Regions from separate parts of the Homo sapiens genome. Here all the other regions are linked to region 1. A link is a contact called in ENCODE Hi-C or POLR2A ChIA-PET data. All regions are on one chromosome and are shown on one strand. The core of a region is the stretch at or near the end of the contact, and the rest is flanking DNA. Distances in the headings are between cores, read along the strand shown.

The links. A loop is a pair of places that touch in the nucleus more often than their neighbours do. ChIA-PET counts read pairs that join two places held with the same protein, here RNA polymerase II (POLR2A). Pooled maps may share reads with other maps.
Region 2: a loop to region 1 is called in a map of psoas muscle, with 5 times the contacts of the local background. The contact joins the enhancer-like site here to the promoter of ESR1 in region 1. A Hi-C loop is called at or near these places in 1 of 168 maps with a recorded cell type or tissue (psoas muscle) and 7 of 50 pooled maps.
Region 3: a map of psoas muscle shows a loop between it and region 1 (2.6-fold over the local background). The contact joins the enhancer-like site here to the promoter of ESR1 in region 1. A Hi-C loop is called at or near these places in 2 of 168 maps with a recorded cell type or tissue (gastrocnemius medialis and psoas muscle) and 8 of 50 pooled maps. POLR2A ChIA-PET finds 5 or more read pairs at or near these places in 1 of 52 experiments (WTC11).
Region 4: a map of psoas muscle shows a loop between it and region 1 (1.9-fold over the local background). The contact joins the enhancer-like site here to the promoter of ESR1 in region 1. A Hi-C loop is called at or near these places in 1 of 168 maps with a recorded cell type or tissue (psoas muscle). POLR2A ChIA-PET finds 5 or more read pairs at or near these places in 2 of 52 experiments (AG04449 and WTC11).

The regions. Positions count from the first base shown.
Region 1 is chr6:151,805,944-151,810,264 of GRCh38, forward strand. ESR1 (estrogen receptor 1) reads left to right here and starts at 1,739. Exons shown (of 8, transcript NM_000125.4): 1 at 1,739-2,421. The coding sequence starts at 1,970.
Region 2 is chr6:152,269,662-152,273,982 of GRCh38, forward strand. The region is part of intron 98 of SYNE1 (spectrin repeat containing nuclear envelope protein 1); the gene reads right to left. Among named protein-coding and RNA genes, the nearest start is that of SYNE1-AS1, 110 kb to the right of the region's middle. Within about 2 kb of position 2,155, at least 10 of the 41 ENCODE cell types and tissues checked have a DNase peak (open chromatin) inside an H3K27ac peak, as active enhancers do; they include psoas muscle, where a contact is called at or near this core.
Region 3 is chr6:152,115,167-152,119,487 of GRCh38, forward strand. It overlaps a transcript of ESR1 not described here. Among named protein-coding and RNA genes, the nearest start is that of SYNE1-AS1, 260 kb to the right of the region's middle. Within about 2 kb of position 2,130, at least 4 of the 41 ENCODE cell types and tissues checked have a DNase peak (open chromatin) inside an H3K27ac peak, as active enhancers do; they include psoas muscle, where a contact is called at or near this core.
Region 4 is chr6:152,098,239-152,102,559 of GRCh38, forward strand. It overlaps ESR1 (estrogen receptor 1), which reads left to right. Exons shown (of 8, transcript NM_000125.4): 8 at 494-4,321. The coding sequence ends at 728. Among named protein-coding and RNA genes, the nearest start is that of SYNE1-AS1, 280 kb to the right of the region's middle. RefSeq lists an enhancer at 362-863. Within about 2 kb of position 1,998, at least 16 of the 41 ENCODE cell types and tissues checked have a DNase peak (open chromatin) inside an H3K27ac peak, as active enhancers do; they include psoas muscle, where a contact is called at or near this core.

The sequences.
Region 1 (4,321 bases), core at 489-2,988:
GTGTCTCCTTTTTCTTTCAGGACTTGTAGGATTCTTTGTGCCATTTGCATATAATTTGGCAGGTTCACATTTTTTAAGAGCCCTATGAAGTGCTTTTTGCATGTGTTTTAAAAAGGCATTTGAAAATTGAAAGTGTGATTTATGGAAATTAAATCATCTGTAAAAAATTGCTTTGGAAAGTAATGATTGCTGGCCATAAAGGGAAATATCTGCGATGCACCTAATGTGTTTTTAACCCTTTATTTGCTGACAATCTATAGTCATTAATGCTAAACTCGATTTTGGCTTCAGCTACATTTGCATATTGTCCAACAATGGTCTATTTTTGTAAGAATTAGATAAAATGTATACTTGATATAAAATAGTCAAAAATGTAACTCTTAGTAACAGTAAGCTTGGCATTTAGATAGACCATGAACACTTCGTCAGATACTCTGTTGGGTGTTTGGGATAGCAATTAAAACAAAGTATTGATAGTTGTATCAGAGTCTATTAGGCTGCAGCAAAGGAAGTTTATTCAAAAGTATAAACTATCCAAGATTATAGACGCATGATATACTTCACCTATTTTTTGTCTCCTTAATATGTATATATATATATATATATATATATATACACATATATGTGTGTGTGTATGTGCGTGTGCATGTTTAACTTTTAATTCAGTTAAAAACTTTTTTCTATTTGTTTTTCATCTGGATATTTGATTCTGCATATCCTAGCCCAAGTGAACCGAGAAGATCGAGTTGTAGGACTAAAGGATAGACATGCAGAAATGCATTTTAAAAATCTGTTAGCTGGACCAGACCGACAATGTAACATAATTGCCAAAGCTTTGGTTCGTGACCTGAGGTTATGTTTGGTATGAAAAGGTCACATTTTATATTCAGTTTTCTGAAGTTTTGGTTGCATAACCAACCTGTGGAAGGCATGAACACCCATGTGCGCCCTAACCAAAGGTTTTTCTGAATCATCCTTCACATGAGAATTCCTAATGGGACCAAGTACAGTACTGTGGTCCAACATAAACACACAAGTCAGGCTGAGAGAATCTCAGAAGGTTGTGGAAGGGTCTATCTACTTTGGGAGCATTTTGCAGAGGAAGAAACTGAGGTCCTGGCAGGTTGCATTCTCCTGATGGCAAAATGCAGCTCTTCCTATATGTATACCCTGAATCTCCGCCCCCTTCCCCTCAGATGCCCCCTGTCAGTTCCCCCAGCTGCTAAATATAGCTGTCTGTGGCTGGCTGCGTATGCAACCGCACACCCCATTCTATCTGCCCTATCTCGGTTACAGTGTAGTCCTCCCCAGGGTCATCCTATGTACACACTACGTATTTCTAGCCAACGAGGAGGGGGAATCAAACAGAAAGAGAGACAAACAGAGATATATCGGAGTCTGGCACGGGGCACATAAGGCAGCACATTAGAGAAAGCCGGCCCCTGGATCCGTCTTTCGCGTTTATTTTAAGCCCAGTCTTCCCTGGGCCACCTTTAGCAGATCCTCGTGCGCCCCCGCCCCCTGGCCGTGAAACTCAGCCTCTATCCAGCAGCGACGACAAGTAAAGTAAAGTTCAGGGAAGCTGCTCTTTGGGATCGCTCCAAATCGAGTTGTGCCTGGAGTGATGTTTAAGCCAATGTCAGGGCAAGGCAACAGTCCCTGGCCGTCCTCCAGCACCTTTGTAATGCATATGAGCTCGGGAGACCAGTACTTAAAGTTGGAGGCCCGGGAGCCCAGGAGCTGGCGGAGGGCGTTCGTCCTGGGACTGCACTTGCTCCCGTCGGGTCGCCCGGCTTCACCGGACCCGCAGGCTCCCGGGGCAGGGCCGGGGCCAGAGCTCGCGTGTCGGCGGGACATGCGCTGCGTCGCCTCTAACCTCGGGCTGTGCTCTTTTTCCAGGTGGCCCGCCGGTTTCTGAGCCTTCTGCCCTGCGGGGACACGGTCTGCACCCTGCCCGCGGCCACGGACCATGACCATGACCCTCCACACCAAAGCATCTGGGATGGCCCTACTGCATCAGATCCAAGGGAACGAGCTGGAGCCCCTGAACCGTCCGCAGCTCAAGATCCCCCTGGAGCGGCCCCTGGGCGAGGTGTACCTGGACAGCAGCAAGCCCGCCGTGTACAACTACCCCGAGGGCGCCGCCTACGAGTTCAACGCCGCGGCCGCCGCCAACGCGCAGGTCTACGGTCAGACCGGCCTCCCCTACGGCCCCGGGTCTGAGGCTGCGGCGTTCGGCTCCAACGGCCTGGGGGGTTTCCCCCCACTCAACAGCGTGTCTCCGAGCCCGCTGATGCTACTGCACCCGCCGCCGCAGCTGTCGCCTTTCCTGCAGCCCCACGGCCAGCAGGTGCCCTACTACCTGGAGAACGAGCCCAGCGGCTACACGGTGCGCGAGGCCGGCCCGCCGGCATTCTACAGGTACCCGCGCCCGCGCCGCCCGTCGGGGTGGCCGCCGCGCCCGGCAGGAGGGAGGGAGGGAGGGAGGGAGAAGGGAGAGCCTAGGGAGCTGCGGGAGCCGCGGGACGCGCGACCCGAGGGTGCGCGCAGGGAGCCCGGGGCGCGCGGCCCAGCCCGGGGGTTCTGCGTGCAGCCCGCGCTGCGTTCAGAGTCAAGTTCTCTCGCCGGGCAGCTGAAAAAAACGTACTCTCCACCCACTTACCGTCCGTGCGAGAGGCAGACCCGAAAGCCCGGGCTTCCTAACAAAACACACGTTGGAAAACCAGACAAAGCAGCAGTTATTTGTGGGGGAAAACACCTCCAGGCAAATAAACACGGGGCGCTTTGAGTCACTTGGGAAGGTCTCGCTCTTGGCATTTAAAGTTGGGGGTGTTTGGAGTTAGCAGAGCTCAGCAGAGTTTTATTTATCCTTTTAATGTTTTTGTTTAATGTGCTCCCCAAATTTCCTTTCATCTAGACTATTTGATTGGAAATATGTCAGCTATGATGATGACTTTCTGGGAAGCGATTCCTGTCACCCGCTTTCCCCTCCTCCCCACCCCACGTCCTGGGGCTTTAGAGAGCGATTGGGAGTTGAATGGGTCTGATTTCGGAGTTAGCTGGCTGAGTCCGCGCTGGAGCGGATTGCTGGCATGTGACTTCTGACAGCCGGAAATTTGTAGGTGTCCCGCGAGTTTAAAACAAGCCATATGGAAGCACAAGTGCTTAAAAATAATCTCCTGCCAGCCCAGTGACAAGCCTGTCCCACCCGGGGAGAATGCCCCGGAGTGGCGTGCGGGTCAGCCAGGGTCTGCGCCTCGCAGCCACTGTGGAAGGAGCGCGGCCGGTCCAGGACACAGGAGACCACTTTGTGACTTCAATGGCGAAGGTTGTGTGTCCTCATTTTAATTTTTTTCCCTACAAGAATTGTTCTTTCTCCCTCTCCTCTCCCTCCCATTTTCTCTTGCCCAGTTTCTCCTTTTGTTTTTTGTTTTTTGTTTTCCTGATGGGCCTGCAGAGGGATTAGGTGGGCGCTTCTGGTGAACACCTTCCTAGGTGGCCACAGGACAGGTGTACCCCGGACTGGGTTTGGAAGCTTCAGGGCGCCACATGGCTGGGTCCTGAATTAGGCATTTCCCAACTGTACACTGGTATCCGGACTGGTGTCCCTATATCTTTCTGCCTTGTAAGCCGTGGACCAGTTTTTGTTCAGTATTCTGTTTCCAGGGATATTTATAGCAGAAGGAAGGGGACTAAAGTGCAGTTTGGCCCCAGAGGATACTGAAGGGCAGATTCTGGGGGTATTCAGTGTGCATCTTCAGCCGCCTTGGAGAAATTTAGAGCATCCCACAGCCACGCAGATCCAAGCTGTCTTTACTCAAAAGACAAACAATGAACAAAACTTTTAAAGGTTGGCATATTTCAAATTAATTTTACTTGTTTTAATTTAGGGTTAAAACAGAGAAAAAGGATTTCTTCTGCCCACCTTTTTTTTTTTAAATGGAAGAACAAAGTACAGCGATTAAGTCTAATTCCACACAACATTTAAAACTGCTTGATGTGAAGGAAGGCACTGGTATGATGTGAATTCCATAACCTTATGATGGACTCCAGAAACCATTTTCTTCCCTATTTAATTTTCAGTTCTTTTATTGCAAATTAATGCTGCTGAATTTCAATGGGCACTAATGAGACTGCTCCTTGGTAGATTATTTACTGCCTTGCTAATAATTACAAAGTGAACCTGGTCAAATACAGAGGGGATCGCATCTTATTCAAAATTGTTCATCATCCCAGTGATAAGTGGTATCAGTGTAATATGCCCTATCTTACACTTTCTGCATTACATGATATTCAAACACTCTTAGAATAATAAAAAAAG
Region 2 (4,321 bases), core at 905-3,404, 460 kb after region 1:
CATTACCCACAATAATTGTGTCTCTCCCGTGAAAGCATTACCCTGCCTTATGTCACTTTCTCTAATCCAGGTCCAGACAATGAAAGATTTTTAGAATAATCTTCCTAAAAATTTTTCTAAAAGATTATTAATCAAAGACATTTTAATGTCTTTGAGAAGCAAAAAGTTCACTGTTCTGTAAGGCATCATACTCTCTGGAATTCAGTAAGAACTTAAATTTGATTCTCAGTTCATATGGGAGAAAATGTACTGCAGCATAGAGGCAAGGAGTCTAAACAAGGGTTTCCCAGGCCGGCTGGACATCCTCTGTTCCACCTTTCACAGACCAGGTCTTGACCTCTATGTCACAGAGCCTCACCTCCACCACAGTAACTCAAGTCCCAAGACACTGAACTAGGCAGGAAGCCTCATCCCTGATACTGGTCTGTGTAAACCTTCTGTGTCTACCCTACTAGGGCGATAGATTTAAATTATTCCTAGAATTCTCTATCTTTGAGAGTCTGCTGTTTATATAATAATATTTATAGACTGACCTACATAATTAATAGACTGTACTCAAAGATGAAAACTCTTTAAGAGTCTTTCTTTCAGAACCATCAATTAGCACATTAAAAAAAGTCATTTACTGTGGGCACGTGTGGTTACCATTTTACAAATTCAAAGCTTAATTGAGCCTTGAGAGGTCAGTGGTGTGATTATTAAAGGTGAGATCTCTGAAAAAGTACCCTTCACTCCCTCCATCACCATCACCAGAAACTGGCCCATTGCTAAGCTGGCTTGGAGAAAGTCTGACTAAAGGAGAAAGACCAAAGTAATGACTCAGCACCTAGGCAAGAGTTGATCCTTCCTGCCTGATTATTCTAATGGAATTTGAAAGGCCCTAAAATGTTGCACATCAAATGGGATTAGTTCTGAATGAGAGCTTTTCTACTCACATAGATTCATCTGTCAAAGGATAAATTATAATTTCAATATAACTCATTCACTACTTAATAAGCACTCACTAGACACTGTTCTAGAAGCTGGGAGTGTTTTGGAAGCCAGATGAGGGCCCTGGTGGGGAGTTAGACTATAAACAAACAGATAACTGAGCTGAAGATAAGGCCTACAGAGACTGATAATGGGATAGAAAGTTTTAGGGAGGCCTAAGGAAGCATCTTTAGAAGAGACAATTGCACTCTGCATGACGAGAGACCACCAGCCTTGCAAAGATCTAGAGTGAGGGCATTCAGACCCAGGGAACAGTTGGCACAAAGACCCTAAGGTGAAAGAAATTTGCCATTTCAGAGAGAACAGAGCAGTGAAGAGGACAGCAGGGCTGGCGTACCATGGGGCAGAGGAAGGATATTTTACAGGTTGCTTCCACGGAGGAGCCTCCTGCCATCTATTTCTGGAGCTGCTGCTCGCCTGCCCCTGGTTGTTCTTTGCAATGTCTGAGCACAACATGGGACCCAGCCATTCCAGCTCATCCAACCTAACTGCCCACAGAGACCCTTCTCTCGCTCTCCTATTTTCAGAGTTTTATACTCACCATTTTAGGGAAATAGATGGGATCTGTTTACCTTTCTGTTTCTTCTTTTTTTCATTAGAATCTCATGATTAAATTGTCTAATAGACTTTATCTTTATCTTTGCAAGGCGGTGTCGGTGCTTGAAGCTAAATGAACAGTAAAAACCTGTAGGTAATAGTATATAAAACTTTCTCCCAGATTCTGAGCCCACCCGAGCTCAGAGGTACTTCCTTTCCTTTCAGATGATCCAGCCAGAGATTGCAGTTTAGGTAGAACAACGGGGGTGCAATGGTCTAATATATGCTAGTTGCATTTTGCAAGACCTTCAGAATGGGTGACTAGTGACACTAAATTCTCCACCTTCTGCGGAATTTCTCAAAGATAAGCAGTGATTTTCCTAGAGATGGGAAGTTTGGGTGGATGGGCATTCTCCCAGAACTGGAACCCATGATTTTCTGCATGAAAACAGATTCTCTCTCATCTAAGACTCCACCACCTTCTAAGAATAAGCTCTAAAAGATCCTGGTTCTTCCAAGCAAAGTTGAAACAGCAGTTCAAAAGGAACCCATAGAAAATGGCCTCAAGAAATCAGTGGACGAGACTGAAAGTTGTCCCCATCAGAGCTGCTCCAGCTGCCAAAGTAGTGGCCCTGGCCATGACCTGCTGACTTGCTTTTGTGGGATCCAGGCCACTTCCTCTCTGCTTTTCTCTTCAGCAAAAATTTGTTTTTCAGAGCCCGGCCTGAAGACTCCCTTGGAAAATTCTCCGAGCCCTGAGCCCAACACGCTCTTCTACACCAGTTACTATGGTCTGATTGAGAGAGGTTGGCTCAAGTTCCTTACACCAAATTTGGATTTGGAACACTGACAATCGAAATGTTAGGTCTTAACAACTTCCTCACTTTTATATGCACAGATATATATTCAGATTCTATGCGGTTAGACTCAGTTTTTCAGTGAGTGAATTTTTCTCTGAATGATTTAGTCATTGTGAAACATAAGACTTGGACCACAGGAAGCAAACCATGATTAAGAATCCAGTTCAAATTTCATTCTCTTTCCCCTGGGGATAAGAAGGTGCAGCCAGAAGGAATGTAATTATGGTAATTACTTTCTCTGAGGTGTGATAACAGTTTTCTGCCATGCCTAGGGAATGCAGAGGTTAGGCGGTTTCTGTCACCAGTCCCCACTGGGTGGGGCTACATAAACTTTATTTTGGAAATACTAGAACAGTAACCACTTTTGCCAGGAACATTCCTTGGAAGATGAATGAGGACTGGGCAGTGCTAAACATTACATAAAACATTTCTTTATAAAGCTTTTTATTATTTTATGGGGCAATCTCTCTGTTCTTTTAATGAATGATAATGTGTGAAAAAGACCCAGCTTCATGAAGATACCACGTAATTCAGGAGATCTTACTACATGCCCTTAAGATCTTCACATAGAGAAGCAGTCTATTTGATAGGAAACAAAAAAGCATAGTCATTCACTGATACCCATGCAAGTCAAATTAGTTAAAAGGAATGGAGGTAAGAGGTATTACCATCTCCCAGCTTCAGTAGCACTAAGTAATGGTGTGCTTACAGACTTAGGAAGGTATTCCAACCCTCCTGAATCATCCAAGCCCCAATTAAAGAGCATTAACATTGCTGAGGGCTGCATTTAATGGATGATTTGTTTTCTGCAATTAACTTTAGTTAATTTCAGATTAACTCCAAATTATTTTTAGTTTTCTACATAAAGGGACATGATCCTTTTCATGGCAATAATAATGTAAACAGGGCTCCTTTTCTTCCCACAGATGGAAAAACAATCTTCCAGGAAGCTCTAATTATTTTAAAAGATCTAGTAATATTTTATATGCTGGGAACTTCATTAGATGAAAGATGATGGAATTTATAGATAGTTTAAAAATAAACAGTAACCAATTTCCATGTAGTAAAACACTACCACATTTTTCTGTATTTACACTTCACCCAATGTGGGCAGGGTCAGGACTTGACTCAGTTTAAAGAATTCCCGTGGACCTGGGCAGGATCTGCTGGGTGTGGACACCACAGTGGTGTGTACATGCTCAGTCCAGCCCGCTAAGTCTCAAGCCTGGCCTTTCAGCATAGCAGAAGCTTCTTCGTCTCAAAGAATGTGATTTGGAAACAGTTGGTTATTGTTATTAATTATTTTAACTGCTGCAATTTGAGCATTTATTGTATTACTTGCATTTAAATCCTCACTGTTTTTTTTCTTTTTGATTATTTTTTCCACATGTTCTAAAGAATTTTTTTAAGTTAAATATTATTATCCATATTTTACAGATGAGAAAACTGATCCGTAAGAAAGTTGTGGAAAATTTAAGGCTCTTGCCCCAGGTCACCTCGTTAATAATGAATGGGAAAAAGATAAACAGATTTCAATCCTGGCTTGTGGATATGCTTTCTTTGGCACACAAATTATTTTAAAATTTTAGATTTAAATGTCAACGTTTAAAAGTTGGGAGGCTTTAGAAATAAATCCACATTCCCTATCTCTTGAAAAACTAGAAGATCCAGCAATGCCACTTGTAAATTCTTGTGTGATAATAGCTAGAGCTTAGTAACAGCTGCTTCTTAGACAGGAGACCAGCTTGCCAAGGGCCAGGCTGGGCCTGCTCCCCTCATTGGTTTTGCCCTTCCCAGGCCACGAGACCTTGGAATTTGTGGTTCCTGCCTTGTTTAATCCCTCTTGTGCTTGTGAGTGAGGATCAGGCCGCCCCTTCCCTTACTACCTGCCTCTAGCGGTAGGGTGGGGCAAGGGAGTAATAAGAGCTTTATAA
Region 3 (4,321 bases), core at 880-3,379, 310 kb after region 1:
TGGAATCATATTATTCTATATCTTGTTTTTATAAAATGTAAGAATATATAGTAGGCATTTTCCCTAATCAATACATATAGATTGATTTCATTTTATAAAAATAGTTACGCCATACTGAATACTAGGTATGCACTATAATTAATTCAACAATCCTCCTGCTGATGAACATCTAGGTTGCTAGAAAATTATAACAACAGGGGGCCTCTCTGTCTTGTCCCTGATTGGTTTTGGGACAATTATCTATTCATTTGGAGAATGACAAACTAGTTCCTTACTTCATACTAATGACAAAAATAATTCCAGATAGATTATAGACCTACTAGAAGAAAATGCAAAGAAACTTTTGCATAATCTTAAAATAAAAAAAGGCCTTCTTAATGTAGACTAACTAGAATCTACCAAGGAAAAAGAACCTGCCAGGTTTGATGACATAAAAATGAAACTTTCTGTGTGACTGAAAGAACTATATGAAGTCAGGACACTTCATATCCAGATTTAATTTTTCTAATATGCAAAGAGGTCATTGAAAATAATATTAAAAGATAAAAGAAAAATGGAGCACAAAACAGACTTCACAGAAGAGGCAATACAAATGGAACAATTATTATACAAACTAGCCATGGACATGCAAATTTTAAAAACAATGAGCTACTGTTGCTCTCAATTGGGCAATATTTTTAGAAAACTGATAGCATCTAGGCCAGCCCTTCCCAATCGTCTGCACCTGGGAATCGCCTGGGGACCTTCAAGTAACTACTGATCCCCAGCTACCAATTTAATTGGTTTGGGGTATGGCCTGGGGTTCTACATTTTTAAAAGTTTCCTGAGAGAGTCTAATGTACAGACTTTGAACATTAATAATTTGGGAATAAGTCCCGTAATTTGGAAACCACTAGTGTACATTAAAGGAGGGTATGAGGCAAAGGAGGTTTTCATCTCTGGTGTGGGTGGGAGTGTAAATCATCACGACTTTTTTAGAAAGCAAACGGGCAGAATTTATTAAAATTTACTAAAAGAAGAATGTACATACCTTTTGATTCAGTAATTCCACTTTGAACAATACATCTTGGAGAAATAAAAGCAGCACTATCAAAAGATACACATGCATATACACGCAAGAGTGTCTACTGCAGCCGTGATTCCTAACAAACCCTGGAAGAAACCAGTGGTTGAAAAAGAGATACTGAGATCTCTAACTCAGTGAGGATGATGGCACAGGTACCAATATGTCTGTGGGACATCGTTAAGTGAAAAATGCAAGTTACAGAATAATAAGAATAGATCCAATTCTTAAAAATGTATATGTTGTTTGCATAAGAAAATCAAAAGGCCTAGAAAGGTAACATAAAAGCGGGAGATGATGTAGAGAGAGTAGATAGGAAACTTAGTTTTCTGTGAAACACAAGAGGATCTTTTGTAATCAAAATAATTGACTTTTTTTTAACAATTAGCCTTTAAAATAGACACATACACAGCGAGAAAGAAATGAGGCTTTTCCTAAGATGTATTAAAACTTGAAGTAACAAATATACTATATTATTAGTTATAGTACATACTTATATATTTGTATTATTTATATCTATTTTATTTTGTTTTTATATTATACAAATATATACATCATTATAATAAATTATACTACATACTGCTATAATTAAAACAGTAATGGCCAGGTAGATCTAACCATTGACTAGAGTTCAGAATAAAAATCCAGATTTATATGGAAACCAATTGTTCGGTGAAGCCAATATATTTTGAGTTAGTGGAGGAGGATGGGGAAGCTTGCTGTTACTGCTTGCTATCATGGCCAACTGGAGAGAGTTAAAGGGCCCAAAGATGGAGAAATCCAGTGCAGGTGGTAGCTTGGAAGCCCAGCCCTAGGGCTGAATGTGGTGCATTCTTAACAGGTTTCCAGGTAATATTGATTCTTTGAGCCACAGGTGAGCCAAACCCACTCTGAAAGCCATGGCTACTTACATCCCTACAGTGTCCACTCAACCTGTAAATCCCACAAGGAGGTGTGGGGCAAGGGGTGGACATGGCCTCCACTGGGTTCCTGCCAATAAATGGGGTTTGGGGTTGGCTGCCTGGAATTGCTGTCGAAGTTGGCAGCTGCTTGGCAGCTTTGCTTTCTGAGCCCAACAACAGCTCCAAGAATGTGTCCGGCAGGATTTAAGCCTGAGCTGGGAACGCACATCTGTGAGGCTCTGATGTGAATATTCAGCAGGGAGATCTGGATTTCTTCTCGATTGCCTGTAGCATCAAATCTGTGACGAGGCTTACCCAGGACTTTCTTCTCCTGACATAATTGCGGTTTTCAAATTCAGTTATGTTCCCACTCTTGTATTAGGTAACAGGTTAAGCAAATTCATGAGCCTGATTTATTTTTCTGTGACCTTCATATTTTAGAAAGATTATATCCAAGTCCCAACCGGCTTCCTCAGCTCCCTAGATTAAATGTTCTCATTGTTCAGCTTGTGTTACAGCACATCACCCTGCTTCTCATTAATCATTCCCAACTGTCCAGCCCCCTTAGCTTCCTTCGGCTGCAGAAGGCTGCACCTTGTTCATGCACTTATTCATCTGAGTGAGGGTTCTCTCCCAAATTTAGGCCTGTCTGTGGTAGCCTCCAGTGGATTCTTGGTGCATATTTTAAAACTTCAAGGGACAGGTTAGTGAGAAGCTGGGAATTGAAGAATAAAAGTCCTTCGCTTTCAGTTTCATTATCTTTGGGTGACTTTAGGTATGACAATCAGCCACAGTTACCCCAGGGTACTACTAAATCTAAAATTGAGATGACCACACTCAGAAAAACACCTGTTTCCTGAATTAACTTCTCAGTGTTATACCTAAGTGAAAAATTGCCTCCATGCTTATAAACCACTCCACCTGCCTCCATTTCTGCAGATGGACATTCATACTCTTCAAAAACACATCCCACTGTAACATAAACTGGGTGACCAAGAAGCTAAAAGCAGAGGAATTTGCTCATAGAAAATAGAGATCTAACAGCTTTAATCTCCCTTTCCTCCCCTAAATTAGATATTGTTTCTATTAAATTCCCTTCTAGTTTCCTCATTTGCCTTCATCCCATTTCAGGACATAACTGGTGCTGGGAAATATGGATTCTTCTCTATGTCAAAGGCCCACTGGTGACTGCTTTTAATGAGTCATTAAACAAGAACCCACCCAAATGCCCATCAATGATAGACTGGATAAAGAAAATGTGGCATGAATACACCATGGAATACTATGCAGCCATAAAAAAGAATGAGTTCTTGTCCTTTGCAGGGACACGGATGAAGACCATCATCCTCAGCAAACTAACACAGGAACAGAAAACCAAACACCACACGTTTTCACTCATAAGTGGGAGACGAACAATGAGAACACATAGACACAGGGAAGGGAGCACCACACACTGGGGCCTGTCAGGGGGGTAGGAGGTAAGGGGTGGGGGGCAAGGGGAGGGAGAGCATTAGGGCAAATACCTAATGCATGCAGGGCTTAAAACCTAGATGATGGGTTGATAGGTGCAGCAAACCACCATGGCACATGTATACCTGTGTAACAAACCTGCACGTTCAGTACATGTATCCCAGAACCTAAAGTAAAATAAAAAATAAAAATAAAACAAACAAACACAAGAACTTCTGAGGTCCTCCCCGAGAGGACTCCCCGAGGGAGCTTGGAGCAGTTCCTGCCACATAGTGGGCATTCAGTGAACTACTTGAGAGATTAATGTCTGTTGCTCTCCCCAGGCACTTCTGGACCTATCTGGTACACACTCAGGATATTTCAATTTCTCCACAATCCCCTGTGAAGGTTTGGCGATGGTGCTGGTGAATTGGTTGCACCGAACAAGGAACCTGTCCACTGGGCTGCTTTCAGGCAGCCCAGACCAGCCCTGGGAGGCCCGGCTTTTCTGGACACGATTAGCTTTCATAAATCATCTCTCTCCACTATTCTTTGCTTTACGATCTTTTATGTGGTTTGTCAATTAAGTTTTGTAGCTATAATGTCTTAATATTTGGCCCTGGGGTGTAGGCTATCAATCAATCTACTCTAACCTGCATTTTTATAGTAAATCTCAGGCCTCGGCATGTTGAATTTCCCATCTGGGCCTTCAGAAGTCTTCTCTTCTCACTTCTTACAAAAACAAGAGAAGCTACTGTGGGTCCATTTTCCAGGAGGGACATTCCTGCTCCTCAGCCATCATTTCCCAAAAAATCCTTTCATTTCTCCCGGGATTTCTTATTAAGTTACTACTTTTAGATTCTAATGCCTTATTTTTCCATGTTAGCTATATTGGATTCTTTGTTCA
Region 4 (4,321 bases), core at 748-3,247, 290 kb after region 1:
TCGTATTCTGAGTTAAATGGGAAGTGACGTGAGAGATTTAACAATGGAGCGTCTTGAACTGCTTTACTCATTTAAAATACCCACTCCTGCTTGGCTGAATATCTCATGTTGTCTTTTTAGAAGCTTTGGCGATCCTATTTGAATGCATTTAGGTCCTATTGGAGGGGAATAGGATCTCATTTGAGGCCACGGAGGTCCATGGAAGTCACCTGCATAGCAAATACCCTGAAAGTGGCTGCAGGGAGAGTGTGAGGGTGGGACCGCCCTGGTAGGAGGTGGAAAATGAAAAACACACGGCCATGAGTTCCAGATTAGGGCTTCTGAAAGCCCTCAGCTTTCCCAGCTCCCATCCTAAAGTGGGTCTTTAAACAGGAAGAAAGAAAGATTGCTAAGTGTCTTTGGAGTTCCTCTTCCTTCCCCTTCTAGGGATTTCAGCACTCCTGGGGCTCGGGTTGGCTCTAAAGTAGTCCTTTCTGTGTCTTCCCACCTACAGTAACAAAGGCATGGAGCATCTGTACAGCATGAAGTGCAAGAACGTGGTGCCCCTCTATGACCTGCTGCTGGAGATGCTGGACGCCCACCGCCTACATGCGCCCACTAGCCGTGGAGGGGCATCCGTGGAGGAGACGGACCAAAGCCACTTGGCCACTGCGGGCTCTACTTCATCGCATTCCTTGCAAAAGTATTACATCACGGGGGAGGCAGAGGGTTTCCCTGCCACGGTCTGAGAGCTCCCTGGCTCCCACACGGTTCAGATAATCCCTGCTGCATTTTACCCTCATCATGCACCACTTTAGCCAAATTCTGTCTCCTGCATACACTCCGGCATGCATCCAACACCAATGGCTTTCTAGATGAGTGGCCATTCATTTGCTTGCTCAGTTCTTAGTGGCACATCTTCTGTCTTCTGTTGGGAACAGCCAAAGGGATTCCAAGGCTAAATCTTTGTAACAGCTCTCTTTCCCCCTTGCTATGTTACTAAGCGTGAGGATTCCCGTAGCTCTTCACAGCTGAACTCAGTCTATGGGTTGGGGCTCAGATAACTCTGTGCATTTAAGCTACTTGTAGAGACCCAGGCCTGGAGAGTAGACATTTTGCCTCTGATAAGCACTTTTTAAATGGCTCTAAGAATAAGCCACAGCAAAGAATTTAAAGTGGCTCCTTTAATTGGTGACTTGGAGAAAGCTAGGTCAAGGGTTTATTATAGCACCCTCTTGTATTCCTATGGCAATGCATCCTTTTATGAAAGTGGTACACCTTAAAGCTTTTATATGACTGTAGCAGAGTATCTGGTGATTGTCAATTCATTCCCCCTATAGGAATACAAGGGGCACACAGGGAAGGCAGATCCCCTAGTTGGCAAGACTATTTTAACTTGATACACTGCAGATTCAGATGTGCTGAAAGCTCTGCCTCTGGCTTTCCGGTCATGGGTTCCAGTTAATTCATGCCTCCCATGGACCTATGGAGAGCAGCAAGTTGATCTTAGTTAAGTCTCCCTATATGAGGGATAAGTTCCTGATTTTTGTTTTTATTTTTGTGTTACAAAAGAAAGCCCTCCCTCCCTGAACTTGCAGTAAGGTCAGCTTCAGGACCTGTTCCAGTGGGCACTGTACTTGGATCTTCCCGGCGTGTGTGTGCCTTACACAGGGGTGAACTGTTCACTGTGGTGATGCATGATGAGGGTAAATGGTAGTTGAAAGGAGCAGGGGCCCTGGTGTTGCATTTAGCCCTGGGGCATGGAGCTGAACAGTACTTGTGCAGGATTGTTGTGGCTACTAGAGAACAAGAGGGAAAGTAGGGCAGAAACTGGATACAGTTCTGAGGCACAGCCAGACTTGCTCAGGGTGGCCCTGCCACAGGCTGCAGCTACCTAGGAACATTCCTTGCAGACCCCGCATTGCCCTTTGGGGGTGCCCTGGGATCCCTGGGGTAGTCCAGCTCTTCTTCATTTCCCAGCGTGGCCCTGGTTGGAAGAAGCAGCTGTCACAGCTGCTGTAGACAGCTGTGTTCCTACAATTGGCCCAGCACCCTGGGGCACGGGAGAAGGGTGGGGACCGTTGCTGTCACTACTCAGGCTGACTGGGGCCTGGTCAGATTACGTATGCCCTTGGTGGTTTAGAGATAATCCAAAATCAGGGTTTGGTTTGGGGAAGAAAATCCTCCCCCTTCCTCCCCCGCCCCGTTCCCTACCGCCTCCACTCCTGCCAGCTCATTTCCTTCAATTTCCTTTGACCTATAGGCTAAAAAAGAAAGGCTCATTCCAGCCACAGGGCAGCCTTCCCTGGGCCTTTGCTTCTCTAGCACAATTATGGGTTACTTCCTTTTTCTTAACAAAAAAGAATGTTTGATTTCCTCTGGGTGACCTTATTGTCTGTAATTGAAACCCTATTGAGAGGTGATGTCTGTGTTAGCCAATGACCCAGGTGAGCTGCTCGGGCTTCTCTTGGTATGTCTTGTTTGGAAAAGTGGATTTCATTCATTTCTGATTGTCCAGTTAAGTGATCACCAAAGGACTGAGAATCTGGGAGGGCAAAAAAAAAAAAAAAGTTTTTATGTGCACTTAAATTTGGGGACAATTTTATGTATCTGTGTTAAGGATATGTTTAAGAACATAATTCTTTTGTTGCTGTTTGTTTAAGAAGCACCTTAGTTTGTTTAAGAAGCACCTTATATAGTATAATATATATTTTTTTGAAATTACATTGCTTGTTTATCAGACAATTGAATGTAGTAATTCTGTTCTGGATTTAATTTGACTGGGTTAACATGCAAAAACCAAGGAAAAATATTTAGTTTTTTTTTTTTTTTTTGTATACTTTTCAAGCTACCTTGTCATGTATACAGTCATTTATGCCTAAAGCCTGGTGATTATTCATTTAAATGAAGATCACATTTCATATCAACTTTTGTATCCACAGTAGACAAAATAGCACTAATCCAGATGCCTATTGTTGGATACTGAATGACAGACAATCTTATGTAGCAAAGATTATGCCTGAAAAGGAAAATTATTCAGGGCAGCTAATTTTGCTTTTACCAAAATATCAGTAGTAATATTTTTGGACAGTAGCTAATGGGTCAGTGGGTTCTTTTTAATGTTTATACTTAGATTTTCTTTTAAAAAAATTAAAATAAAACAAAAAAAAATTTCTAGGACTAGACGATGTAATACCAGCTAAAGCCAAACAATTATACAGTGGAAGGTTTTACATTATTCATCCAATGTGTTTCTATTCATGTTAAGATACTACTACATTTGAAGTGGGCAGAGAACATCAGATGATTGAAATGTTCGCCCAGGGGTCTCCAGCAACTTTGGAAATCTCTTTGTATTTTTACTTGAAGTGCCACTAATGGACAGCAGATATTTTCTGGCTGATGTTGGTATTGGGTGTAGGAACATGATTTAAAAAAAAACTCTTGCCTCTGCTTTCCCCCACTCTGAGGCAAGTTAAAATGTAAAAGATGTGATTTATCTGGGGGGCTCAGGTATGGTGGGGAAGTGGATTCAGGAATCTGGGGAATGGCAAATATATTAAGAAGAGTATTGAAAGTATTTGGAGGAAAATGGTTAATTCTGGGTGTGCACCAGGGTTCAGTAGAGTCCACTTCTGCCCTGGAGACCACAAATCAACTAGCTCCATTTACAGCCATTTCTAAAATGGCAGCTTCAGTTCTAGAGAAGAAAGAACAACATCAGCAGTAAAGTCCATGGAATAGCTAGTGGTCTGTGTTTCTTTTCGCCATTGCCTAGCTTGCCGTAATGATTCTATAATGCCATCATGCAGCAATTATGAGAGGCTAGGTCATCCAAAGAGAAGACCCTATCAATGTAGGTTGCAAAATCTAACCCCTAAGGAAGTGCAGTCTTTGATTTGATTTCCCTAGTAACCTTGCAGATATGTTTAACCAAGCCATAGCCCATGCCTTTTGAGGGCTGAACAAATAAGGGACTTACTGATAATTTACTTTTGATCACATTAAGGTGTTCTCACCTTGAAATCTTATACACTGAAATGGCCATTGATTTAGGCCACTGGCTTAGAGTACTCCTTCCCCTGCATGACACTGATTACAAATACTTTCCTATTCATACTTTCCAATTATGAGATGGACTGTGGGTACTGGGAGTGATCACTAACACCATAGTAATGTCTAATATTCACAGGCAGATCTGCTTGGGGAAGCTAGTTATGTGAAAGGCAAATAGAGTCATACAGTAGCTCAAAAGGCAACCATAATTCTCTTTGGTGCAGGTCTTGGGAGCGTGATCTAGATTACACTGCACCATTCCCAAGTTAATCCCCTGAAAACTTAC